Regions from separate parts of the Mus musculus genome. Here regions 1 and 2 are each linked to region 3. A link is a loop called in an ENCODE intact Hi-C map of the cell type or tissue named here. Cell type or tissue: left cerebral cortex. All regions are shown on one strand.

What was found. Peaks named below come from ENCODE experiments on the same cell type or tissue, not always from the same donor. Only the 100,000 strongest peaks of a DNase experiment are listed, where the experiment ranks them.
Region 1: a loop joins it to region 3, with 2.4 times the contacts of the local background. A loop is called at or near these places in 5 of 42 quality-filtered maps.
Region 2: it touches region 3 in a loop (4-fold over the local background); 9 of 42 quality-filtered maps call a loop at or near these places.

The regions. Positions count from the first base shown.
Region 1 is chr9:42,178,540-42,182,539 of GRCm38, forward strand. It overlaps 4930546K05Rik (RIKEN cDNA 4930546K05 gene), which reads right to left. Exons shown (of 7, transcript NR_040754.1): 7 at 3,699-4,000. Among named protein-coding and RNA genes, the nearest start is that of Gm36390, 11 kb to the right of the region's middle. In left cerebral cortex, no CTCF peak of the experiment used is centred here; DNase peaks (open chromatin) are centred at 1,676 and 2,805; H3K27ac peaks cover 785 bases.
Region 2 is chr9:42,053,240-42,057,239 of GRCm38, forward strand. All of the region lies in intron 12 of Sorl1 (sortilin-related receptor, LDLR class A repeats-containing), which reads right to left. Among named protein-coding and RNA genes, the nearest start is that of Gm16214, 33 kb to the left of the region's middle. In left cerebral cortex, a CTCF peak has its summit at 1,931; DNase peaks (open chromatin) are centred at 570, 1,701, 1,962 and 2,265; H3K27ac peaks cover 2,226 bases.
Region 3 is chr9:42,122,378-42,126,377 of GRCm38, forward strand. Sorl1 (sortilin-related receptor, LDLR class A repeats-containing) reads right to left here and starts at 1,920. Exons shown (of 48, transcript NM_011436.4): 1 at 1,452-1,920. The coding sequence starts at 1,736. In left cerebral cortex, a CTCF peak has its summit at 1,744 (motif pointing right); DNase peaks (open chromatin) are centred at 144, 334, 1,055, 1,392 and 2 more places; H3K4me3 peaks cover 2,328 bases; H3K27ac peaks cover 2,192 bases.

The sequences.
Region 1 (4,000 bases), 56 kb after region 3:
AACATGGAAACAAAAGCAATGGAAGCAAAACTAGGTAACGTCCATGAACCAGGAGTGGTGTCAACACATGTAAACACAGAACTCAGAAGGAGGAAGGAGGAGGAGCGCAAGTTCAAGAGCAATTTGGGTCATATAACAAGAGCCTCAAGACAAAGAAAAGGAAGCCCTCTTCAAACAGACACACAGATCTTCCCCCCACCCTCTATGTCTGTCCCTGTCTCTTCTTTTTCTCCCTCTCCCTCTCCCTCCCTCTCTCTTCCTCTCTCTCCCTCTCTCTCCCTCTCTCTCCCTCTCCCTCCCTCTTTCTCCCTCTCTCTCCCTCTCTCTCCTCTCTCTCCCTCTCTCTCCCTCTCTCTCCCTCTCTCTCCCTCTCCCTTTCTGTGTGCATTTATTTAGTGTATGCACCGGTGCATGTGTGTGTGCATATGCATATGAAGTGGTCAGAGGTCAACATCTAGTGTGTCTTGCTCTATCATTCTCTGCCTTATTTTCCAAGACAAGGTCCCCCTCTAAACCTAGAATTCACCAGTTCGGCTAATCTGGTTTGCTAATTCCCCACTGTGCCTGGCCCTAGCACTGGGGTTGCCTGTGCACGCTGCCATGCCTGGCTCTTTGTCTGGGTGCTGAGGATAAGTGCAGATCCTCAAGCTTGCACAGTGAGCCCTTTGCCTATTGAGCCATATCCCCAGCCCCTCCCACTGCAACCCTCCCCCCAACAAATGGATTCCTAATGGGCCACTCTGGAAGCTGTCTGGGAGTTACCTTGTATACATTTACATAAATTAACGTAAATTTACATGTATATAAATGCTTCCTGCTACTTATTTCCTTTGAGGGCAAGGATTTTCTCTCCTTTAGTTCTCAGTGGGCTTTACACCTGGTGGGTTCTCCATAAGTATCCACAGGCCCTCTGATGCCCTTGGTGCCTTTGCCATCCTAGGTCTAAAGTAGTTTCAAATCCCTTCATTCTTCCACAGAAAGCCTGACATACGTTTTTTTTTTTTTTTTAATGTCCAATCCGAGTCCAGGGAAGCAAATGAAATATTTCAGTTGTGACCTGACCAATCCAGACCCTGGACTATCAGGCTAAAAGTGTTTTATAAAGATTAATGCTACTCTATGGTCACTTAGCACTTATAAAGTTACCCAGTTTTCCTTGGCTTTACCCCTTATTTCTTTATTTTAAACACACAGATATAAGAGTTTTTGTTAGACACTTCTTGTCTGAGAGTTTCTGTCATGGGCTGGAGAGATAGATGGCTTAGTGGTTAAGAGCACTGGCTGTTCTTCTAGAGGACCTGGGTTCAATTCCCAGCTCCTACATGGTAGTGTACAACTACCTATAACTCTGGGGATGTAACACCTTCACAAAGACATACAAGAAAACAAAATACACACCAATGAACAAGAGAGAGAGAGAGAGAGAGAGAGAGAGAGAGAGAGAGAGAGAGAGAGAGAGAGAATGAGAGAGAGAGAGAGAGTTAGTTTTCAGTCTGGAAGTTTCTGTCAATTCTATTTCCTGAGCATAGAATGTGCTCTTTGATGAGTTAAAACTCTGCCTACATAGCTTTAGTGAGGTAGATGGAAGTTGGTTCTTTCCTTGAACAGAAGTTTAAGAGAAGTCTAAGTTTGTAGCTGGCATTGGCCCAAGAATTATAAAGGCACACACTTCTGTTGTTGATCAACACCCAAGAATTGGCCTCAGCTGCCAGGTTCCAAAGACTCATGGTTCCACTTCTCCAAGACAGCAATCGCTTCCTCTAAGAACAGGACTAAGAAGGGAAGTAGTTATGCCATTATCGAGATGCTCCAGGGCAAGGGTGTGCTTGGAAACACAGAACAGTGAGAATCCACTTGAGTTAGCAAGCTCTGTGCATACTTGTGGAAGGAGAAAGAAGTGCCCTAGACTGCTGTGGTAGCAAAGAGGTCAGCTCAGAGCTTTGGAATTTTCCAAAATTCCACTGGACTCCTCCGCTCCTGGAAGAGACAGGTAGAGAGCACGGAGACCAGAAGGGAGAGGCTGAGTAAGCCCCTACTTCCTCATTCCCTAAAGACCAATCAGTTTAAAGGGCGCACTGTTCCACCAAATCATATTGTGATATGCTGATGCTCTATTCCGCCCCTGGAAAACAAATAAAAACTCTCCAAACAGGCCTCTGGGGGTGGCAGCCTTTCCTTAGGGCCTGGGATAACCCCAGTGCACTAGAACAATAAATTCCTCTTGCTTTTTGCATCGATTCTGCATGGTTAATTCAGGGGGTCCCCGGTAAGCTTTACAGTAGTTTGAATGTGGTTGACTCAATGGAAGTGGCACTATTAGGAGGTGTGGCGTTATTGGAGTGGCTTTTGCGTAGTAAGTGTGTCACTGTGTGAGTGAGGGGTCTTTGAGATCTCTATGCTCAAGTTCTATCCAGTATGGAAAGAGAGGTTCCTCCTGGCTGTCTGTAGAAGAGAGTTTCCTTCTGGCTGCCTTTGCATCAAGATGTAGAACACTCAGCTCCTTCTCCAGCACCATGTCTGCCTGGACACTGCCATGCTTTCTGCCATAATGATAATGGACTGAACCTCTGAAGCTGTAAGCCAGCCCAATTAAAGGTTCTCCCCTATGAAAGTTGCCTTGCTCATGGTGTCTCTTCACAGCAATAAAGCCCAAACTAAGACAACTACCTACCTATGATGCTTTCAACAAACATGGTTCTTGGCTCCACAGTGCAATCAACCAATGAGCAGGTGTCCCTGCAGAGTGTAGAGGTTGCAGGTGCAAGTTTGTACCTCTGTCTAATCTTTGGGACTATTTCTTTCTTCTTCCATTCTTCCTTTCAGGATAGACACCGTGGTTTTATTTTTATCCTGACAGCTTTCAGAGCTCACATCCACCTCCAGAGCTTAGTCACATATGTCAAGTCTAGCTGCAAGTGAGGCTGAAAAATTCTTTTTTTTTTTTTTTATGGTGGACATAGTAGGACTCCACAAAGATGTTCATTATCTTGTCCCTGAAGGTCATGACAAAGATACTTTCCAGATGAGGTTAAATTAGGTATTTCAAGAGAAGGGATTTACCCTGCTTTATCTGGGGGGGGGGGGCAATGCATGTGTGAGGGTCCTTCAGAAAGGGATAAAGGAGAGAGGTGAGAGAATGGCTGAAGATGCTTTGTTACTGGTTTTGAAGATGGGGGAGAGGGTAGTAGCCAAAGAGGAAGGTGGCCTCTAGACAAAGCAAGAACACAGAGGGTCTCCTCTAGCCTCCAGAAGACCCTTGTTTATTTCCAGCTTCTCAAAGTATAAAGCAGTAAATTGTGTTGATTTAAGACACTAACTTTGTGTGGTTTGTCACAGCAGCAGCAGGTAACAAATGCATTTATTCTGATTTGTTATTGCTTTTGTTATTCTGCTGCTATGAAAAACTGAACACAATAGACATGAGGAGATAACTAGCATTCCCTATGTTTTAAAATTATTATTGCTGCTATTAATTATTAAATATGTATAGATGTTCTGCCTGAATATGTGTCTGTGTACCATGTCCATGCCTCGGGCCCACAGAGGCCAGAAGACAATGTGAGATGATTTCCCAGAGCTATAGATTGTTGTGAGTCACCATGTGAGTGCTGAGACTTGAACCCAGGTCCTCTGAAGGTGCAGCCAGTGCTTTTAACACCTGAGTCATTCTTCAGCATCTGACACATTTCATTAATTTACTTTGATAGTGGTTTTTATTAATACTTCTAAAGATCACCTCTGCTTTTTCAAATTGCCTGCAAACATTGAACTGAACCCACTGCCGTGGTCTATCTGAATTGAGTTCACCACCCAACTCGATACCTGTAATTATAAGTATCCCTTTCGTTTTTCGTTAAGGGCTTCTATGATTGTCCCTTATATATCAGATATAACAAGATAGCCTTCATCCGTCTGACCTGAGAATTCTTGCTGTGGTGGTTTGAATAAGAATGGCTCCTACAGGCTCATGTATTTGAACGCTTAGTCATCAGGAAGTGGC
Region 2 (4,000 bases), 69 kb before region 3:
CTCCAGGCAGGTTCCTGGTCAAGCATGCTGAATGGATGCAAAAGCAAATCCCTAGCCCCTTGGGCTCTTGTTTGCACACTTCAGACAAGTGGACGCAAAGGCAAACCAAAGCAAAGCAAAGCTTTACCCTTCCTGCTCTGTTTTACTTAACACCGATGATAAAGTCTCAATGGAGAAGGCAAACAGAGGGATCTTAGCTGCTGTACTAATCAGAGAATGAATGCCATGAAATAGTAAATAAACCGCCAAGGAGTGGGGGAAACAAATACCCCAACCTCAGGCCTCTGATTAAAACAAAAGACTCTGCTCTATTTGGCTCTCTTTGCCTACATTACAAATAAAAAGCAAAATGCTTAAAGGTGAGGGACCACATTCTATTCATCTTCAGATACGCAGAACCTCCTGTCCTTCCTTCTCCCACTCTCTCTCCAACTGGCTCCGACGCCCTAGCGTTCCCATGGGCACAGGCAGATCCTGAACCAGGCCCCACTCGCCTCTCCATCACTGGTGTCTAGCACAACATCTGGTTCACTGTAGTTGTTCAACAAATGTTTGTGCAATTGACCTGAAATGATTCCTAGCAGAAATCTGCTCATGTTCCAGTGTGGGCGCTAACTCCCACAAATTATATTACGTCCTCGTATGGAAGATACGGAGGGTGGATCAGATCTTCTCTCTGGCTGCCTGGCTGCACACATTCAGGAAGCCCCCACTGCTCAGGGGTTGTCATTTACACAGAACACAACAGCAGCGGTCTCCCTTGGAGCTGTGTAAATAGCACCCTACCCAGATCCCTTCCCCCTTTTTAAATGGATGTTTAAAAAAAAATGAAAGAAAGAAAAAAGCAATCTCAGATGCCCAAGTATGCGTGACCTATTTATTGATAGATCAAATATTTGCTAAGTGCCTGCTAACTTGTATAGAACAGGAATGCGGGTCTACAAAAGCCTTGCTAATGAGTTGAAGAATCCAGGCATAGAATGAAATGGAGTTAAAACATGAAGTCTGAACACAATCAATCTAAATGAATAGGATACCCCCCAAAATTCTGAGGCTCAAAGGACAGAGAGGTTGCTATGGTCAGGGAGGTCAGAGGCCCAGAGCCTGAAGCCAGTTTTGTCAACATGGCTGGAAAGGCTTTGTGCTCTCATGGTGGAGCCCGTCTCTGAGAGGTGGCCATATCATGAGGGCTCTGACTTTAATCCCCTGATAGGCTCATACCATGGTGACATTATGGGGAGGTGTTGGAGAGTAGTGGGTAGGGCTTAGTTACAGGAAAGAGGTTGTAGAGGGCACGCCCTGAAAGGCTACACCTAGTCAGCAGGCCTACCCTGCTGAGTAGCTCTGCTCAGCCACGTGCTCCCTGACAAGCTAATGCCGCCCAGCTTCCCGAAGGCCATGGAGCAGCCAAGCGGGACTGAATCCTGCGACACTGTGAACTCAAAACGGACTCTCCCAGCTTTGCCCTGTTTCTTTGGTGTATTTCTCACAACCATCAAAAAGCCTAGCACATGGCCTCACTGGAGTCTACAAGGCACAGGGAATGGCTGTTTGTCTTTGGAGACTGTGGACTACCTCCACTCTCCTCCTCTGCCTTTTAGAACAGCGGAAGGAGGAGCAAACACCTCTGAGAACAACACACTTGGTAAACGCCAGGTGGCTGTATGGAACCCTGCCAAGTCTGAGCTGGTTCCTAGGACACATGTACCTGTCAAAAGGAGGCCAGTCTGTATTTACTTGAACTATGTGTTGCAGACACTTCCAAATAGCCCGTGCCCATAGAAGAGCACCACCATGCCCACGAGGTCCACCGCAGACCCCCCAAAGCCATTATGAAATGCCCAGGGAAGGCATTATGGTTTTCCGTCAGCAGGTTTATTTTCCTGGCCGTGTTTTGCTACAGCTAGCGAAGAATGATGCTGAGTTCCCTGGGCACATATGCACCGACAGATGGTGTAAGAGGACTAAAATCACACGCGCTCCTTCAGAGGAGCCAGCTTGGAATGCTAATGTAATCTGTGGAGACGTTAAACAAGGAAAATTGAGAACCGACTCCCAAATCTGAAAACTAAAACTATCCAAAGAATGAAATCTATGCCCAGGACACCAAGCCCCGGATCCTATATGCTTTCCTCACATAGCAGTTTACTAACCACCACAATTACCTCCTCACCTACCTTACAGCCAGAGGGTGAAGCTCTCGTGGGGGTAGGAGGCGACCAGAGCATCCTATTCATCTTTAGACCCACAGTACCTGGCATAAGTACCACTTGCTCAGTGTGTGTGGTGTAAGTTAAATGACTAGACAAGCAAACACCAGCAGATCCGGGGGAAGCAGGCTCTGTGAATATTATCCTCTGAGCAAAAGCTAATCTGAACAGGGATGCGGGTGTCATCTACAGACACAACCTCCCCTGCCTCTAGGCTCTGGGGAAGCAGCTGCCCCATGCCACCCAAGGCCAAGAGCAGCCAAGTGGAAAGCCAAGACCAGACCTTTGCCTCTCTACCTCTTCAAGGCTCAGTACATGCCCAGTTAAGCAAAGTGGGAAACCAGCTGTTAAAATCCCCTTTTCAAAGCACCCACGTCTTGCCCCCGGCCAGTTCTAATGGGAGCAAAAGTAGGGGAAGCCTGCTTCTTCCCACCACACAGTGTGATTACAGAAGCCCTCTCTGCCTCCCGCGATCACCCAGCTAAAGGGTTCAAGCCTAACACGAACAGAGATGAGGGTCAGTCTGTCTTTTCCATCGGTAACTCTGGTTCGATAGCTTCGTGAAGGGAAGCCAAGAAATTATGCTGGATAAAATCAAACCTCGAGGGGAGAAAATCTACAAACTCCCAACACTTTGGTTTTGTTTGTTTGTTTGTTTGTTTTTTCTTAGACATAATCCAAGACTAACTCTCAAAAATGACTCTACAAGCTGATGGTTACTTCTTCCTGAGCCTCAGCTTCTCCGTTTGTAAGATGAAGCATTTAACCCTAGCATCTCTTCCAGTTCCATCTAGGACAACCCCTAAGACTAAATTTAGCACAGCAGAAGTCACCTGGCAAGTGGTGTGCATTCTACAACCACTATTTGCCTGTCGTTAATTTTTGTCATTTTAACTATTAGTTGTCTTATGCACAAACCTTTGGAAACAACACTTTTAAAAGCAAAGACATGTTCAAAACTCTCTAGTTACATGTGATAAGGAAGCAGGAGGAATTGTCTTGGGGAAGGAAGAGAAGCAGGAAGGATGGAGAAGGGGACAGCAGGCAGGGCAGTAGGACGTGGATAGCTGAGTAATAATAATAATAATAATGTCATATATGCTAAAAAGTAAATAAAATTACCATAATGAGTTTCTTTATATGTTAACCTTGAACGAGTAATTAAAAGAAAGATGATAGTTTTTATTCAAAGAAATAAATATTAGTTCACTTGTTTGTTTCTCCCAATGCCCTCTAAAACAGAAGGAAATAGTTATGTCACAGACATAACAAGCTTAAGTGATTTCCAGAGGTCTCAGCTCTCTGACCTGAACGTAGCGCTCCAGAAGCATCCAAAGGTCACCACAGACGACACCAGTGTGAGAGGACAGGTTGATGTCCAAAGAAGAGAAATAAGCCAGGCACAGCAACTGATGCCTGTAATCTTAGTACTTGGGAGGCTGAGGCAGGGGGATTGGCAAATTCTTTTGTTGTTTTTTCTTTGTTTTTCGAGACAGGGTTTCTCTGTGTAGCCCTGGCTGTCCTGGAACTCACTCCATAGACCAGGCTGGCCTCGAACTCAGAAATCTGCCTGCCTCTGCCTCCCAAGTGCTGGGATTAAAGGCACGCGCCAACACTGCCCGGCGGGATTGGCAAATTCTACACCAATTGGAGCTACACTGTTAAGTTTCAAGACAGCATGGGCTACACAGTGAGAGACCTTGGGTTTTTGTTTTTGTTTTTGTTTTTTTAAAGGAAGAAGTAGAGAGAGAAGGGTAGAAAAGATCTCTTTTAAGAAGAAGAGAAGGAGG
Region 3 (4,000 bases):
GGCAAGTGGTCTGGTGGTGGGCAGATGTCAGCTACTCCCACCCACACACAACCGCCCCTCTGTCTTCATAACGATATATACATTTTATTTTAGAAAGGAGATGTTTAGGAAGCACTGAGCAGAGACAAGGTGACCCCCCACCTCCCAGCACCCAAAGGTCAGTGAGACCATGCAGGCAAGAGAACTACAGTGCTCACAGCCCTTTCCTGCGTGACCTTGGACCAGTCATCGCACCTGTCACAGTTTGGGTTTCTTCACTCAAAACGTGACACAATAGGGTGACACAATAGGGTGGCATGTTTTATGAGACGCTTTCTGGCTCCAGGAGTTGATTGCTTAACTCTATGTATGGCCTGAAGGAAGACTTTGCTATAGCCAAAATCAGTGAAGAAAGGCAGAACCCCCAGCTAATCACTTAATTTGTACTTTAGAAAGCAACAGTCGCTCTGGGACATGGTTGTGTTGGTCAGCTCCATCAGGCCCACCATTTCTCTCCCACCGACCTTCTAGTTTTGCTGATGTCAATCTTAACTGAAGGACTGGGAGTCTCTGAGTAGACAATAATACGGGCAAATTGATTCCACCAGCGCTGATACGAAGGGGGACAAATTCAACTTGGCAACCCAGCAGTCAGTGGGGGCCATGAGTGAAATGTGTGTTACTTATGACCTAATAAACCCATTGCCTGGATAGAAATAAATCCTTTAATGAATATTAAGCCCAGCAAATTTCTTGCAGTAGTCTCAAATCCCAAGTGTCATAAGAGATAGTTTCTATCTAAAATAAAGCCATCACCTTGAAGGGCTGGGATGGAAAGGGGACGGATTGATGTGCTGTACTCCCAACGAAGAGAATCCAGCCTTACACGCAGATATTCACGAGCTCACACGCACACATATGTCTACTGGGTACACAAGGGGCATTCGTAGCGCTTTGAGAGTTGCCCACCTTTACTGGGGTTCATGAGAATAAACATGGCATGCCCTCCTCTGCAATTCTGCTTAAGTGCTTTACAACTGCAGGATTCTCGCTCCCGCTGCCAAAGGATGGTACGGGAGTTGGGGTGGAAGGGAGGGGGGTTATGCCCGTTTTTATCCAGATGTAAAATTTATGCTGTACCCCTCAAAATCCTGCCAGAAACTACCCTAGTCTGTCTGCATACAGGCTAGGGAAGAGAGGCTCTGCACCCTTCCAGTTACCTGGAACACATCTGCTAAAATCGACAGAAAGGAGGAAAAAGAAAAAAGATCTATGCGACCAGAGTGCTGACGGCTGTACTCATGTGATGTACAGGGGGAAAGGAGAAGAAAAAGAAATGAAACAAACATGCCAGCCGGGAAGTCCCCAAGCGGAGCCAGCACCTGGGAAGCGACTGCAAAGGATGGGTGCGGGGGTGAGGAAGTGGTGGGAGAGAAAGGGGCTGGAAGGAGGTGGCTTGCAGAAGTGCTCACCTGTCCATACACCTGGATAGGCTGGGGCTGCAGAGCAGCGCTCCGCCGGGTCCTGAGTGGCTTCCTGGCCGCCGGGCTCGCCCCCGGGGCATCCCCGTGCGTTCCTAGCCGGAGATCGCGCGGGTCGCCCTGCACCACGAAGAAGCCCCGGTCCTGGGGCAAGGGCGCCGGGCCACCGTGCAATCTCTGCGTCCAGCCCCCGCCGAGAGCCCCGCGGGGTAGCAGCGCGACCAGGGCGAATAGGAAAGGGAGTCTCGACTCCCTCCTGCTGCTCCGTGTCGCCATGTTCGGGCGAACGCTCCCGCAGGTGGCGCCGCCGCCAGGAGAGAATGTGCAGCGCGCGCCGGGACAGCGCGGGGCCAGGGCCGGGGCCGCGCGCGCCGCTCCCGGGGCTCCAAGCCGCCCGGGCCGCTCCGCTGCGCCCGCCACCGCAGCCACGGCCACCGCCGCCGCCGGGTCCCGCTCGCTCGGCGCCGTGCCGTCACGTGTGAGCTCGCAGCGCGTCCCCCTTCGCGCACTTTCTCCGCTCGCTGCGACTGCGGCCCCGCCCCCTGGGATGGGGAAGTCAAGGCAGGGAGCGCCCGCCTGAGGGCACCGTGGTCCCCTTCGCGCACACCTCGCCCTCCCTACCGCAGTGAAGAGTTGCGTGGGCGCCGTGCTCTATTTCCCCGGGTTGAGTTAGCTACTCCATGGGCTCCTGGGGTACCCTGGTCGCCCCAAACTGCCATCAGTCTCTGCACCTTGTGCAGCCACTCAACCACCTTCCTGGGCCTTGGCCTCATGTTCACCTCCAATGGAAAGCAAACCACAGAACTGGCCCTTAGCACACCAACAAAGTAAGTCAAGATGAACCTGCTGGTTTGTGAAACTTACGTGGTTTCAACTACCAGAAATGCGCTTGAAATGGCTACAGCTCAAACTACCTTTGATCAAGCTGAACTAACTGCCCCTGCGTCCAGCAGAGTATAGCAGACAAACACCCTGCCCAGAAGCAGTAAAACCTAGGCTATACTTGCTCCACCTGGACAACTACACTAGGCATGGCCCAGGGCCCTACCAGCCTCCTGCTTTGGTCCCTTAAGATGTTCCAGCATTGAGCCACTCTCAGAGCTAAGATGTGTGTTTCAACCAAACACCATTAGTTGTAAAGGCTGTAAAGACTGCTCATGTACTGGAGGAATCAGATGCCCAAAGACGGGGTGCACTTTCAATGCACCTTAAAATCAGCTCCAAGAGCCAGATTGTAACCGCTTTTATACATTTTTCCCCCAGCTGGTGGGAGCAGTTAAGTATTAACCTGTATTTCATCCTAGGTCTCTCCAGACTCCAGTCCTGGTTATTGGGATGACTCAAAGCCGTCCATTGGTTTAGAGAAGGGAAGGTGATCTCTCTCGATCTCTCTCTCTCTCTCTCTCTCTCTCTCTCTCTCTCTCTCTCTCTCTCTCTCTCTCACACACACACACACACACACACACACACACACACACACACACACACACACACACACACACACACACACACACCTTTCTGCCACTTCAGCAAGCCCGGAGCTTGGTTCTGTCTCTTGTTTACTTGCCATTCAACTTCAGTCTAGTTAGCCTAATCTAGTTCCTTCGTTCCTCCCTCCCTCCAATCTATACCGCTTTGGGCAACCCGCCAGAACCTGTCATGATCTGAACTGGGTTTGTCCCTGGGTTGAAGTGTATTGCCATTGTGGTGGGTGCCTTTAAGGGTTGATTATGCTATTGAGAGGAACCGGGCCTTTCTCAGTGGAGTAAGTTTGTTCTCCCAAGAACAGTGGGTAGAGCAGTTGAACTTTAGCTCCGCCTAAAGCAGTTCTCATAAAGCAAGGAGCCCTCCTTGTTTTATCTCTAAAACAGCTAGACCTCCTATGAGCTGAAGCAGCATCCGGCTCTTGCTGGAAGCTGAGAAGGTGCCAACGCCATGCTCACAGACTTCCCTCCCAGCCTCTGTAACTATGAGCTCAAAATATGACTATCACCTGTGAAAGAATGCCAGCATCCCTTCATCTCCCTCAACCCGCCCCAGCTGAGGTTCTGCAGCCTCCCACCCTCCCACAACCCTTTCCCTCCCCAACTCAGATGATTGTTGAGCCACCTAACTCACAGCCACTGAACCATCAGCACCTCTGCCATCTTTGACTCCCAGGAGAAGACTAAAGGAACAGCCTACAGTCAGAACACCCTGCATGAGATTTGATCATCGGTTGTTTGTCAGGCTATCTTTAATGAGAACCATCTTCGATGAGTTAGGCTCTCAGCAGAAAACAACCCCAAGCGGCTTCTAGTTGTTGTGTGGAAGACAAAGCGGTCTGCCCCTGTGAACTGCTGGCTTCAGCTTCAGGTGGCAATTTGCGTGGAAGGATTAGTAGGGCAGGACCAGCTACTTGCTCATTTTGATTTGGATTTGTAATTTCAATGCTATAAAACTGGCAAGAATGCTTGAACACGGTTAATTTACTCCTCGAATGCCTTCCTCTCTAATCATTATCTACATTCTAAGCCATTCTTAGGTGGATAGTCGGCTCT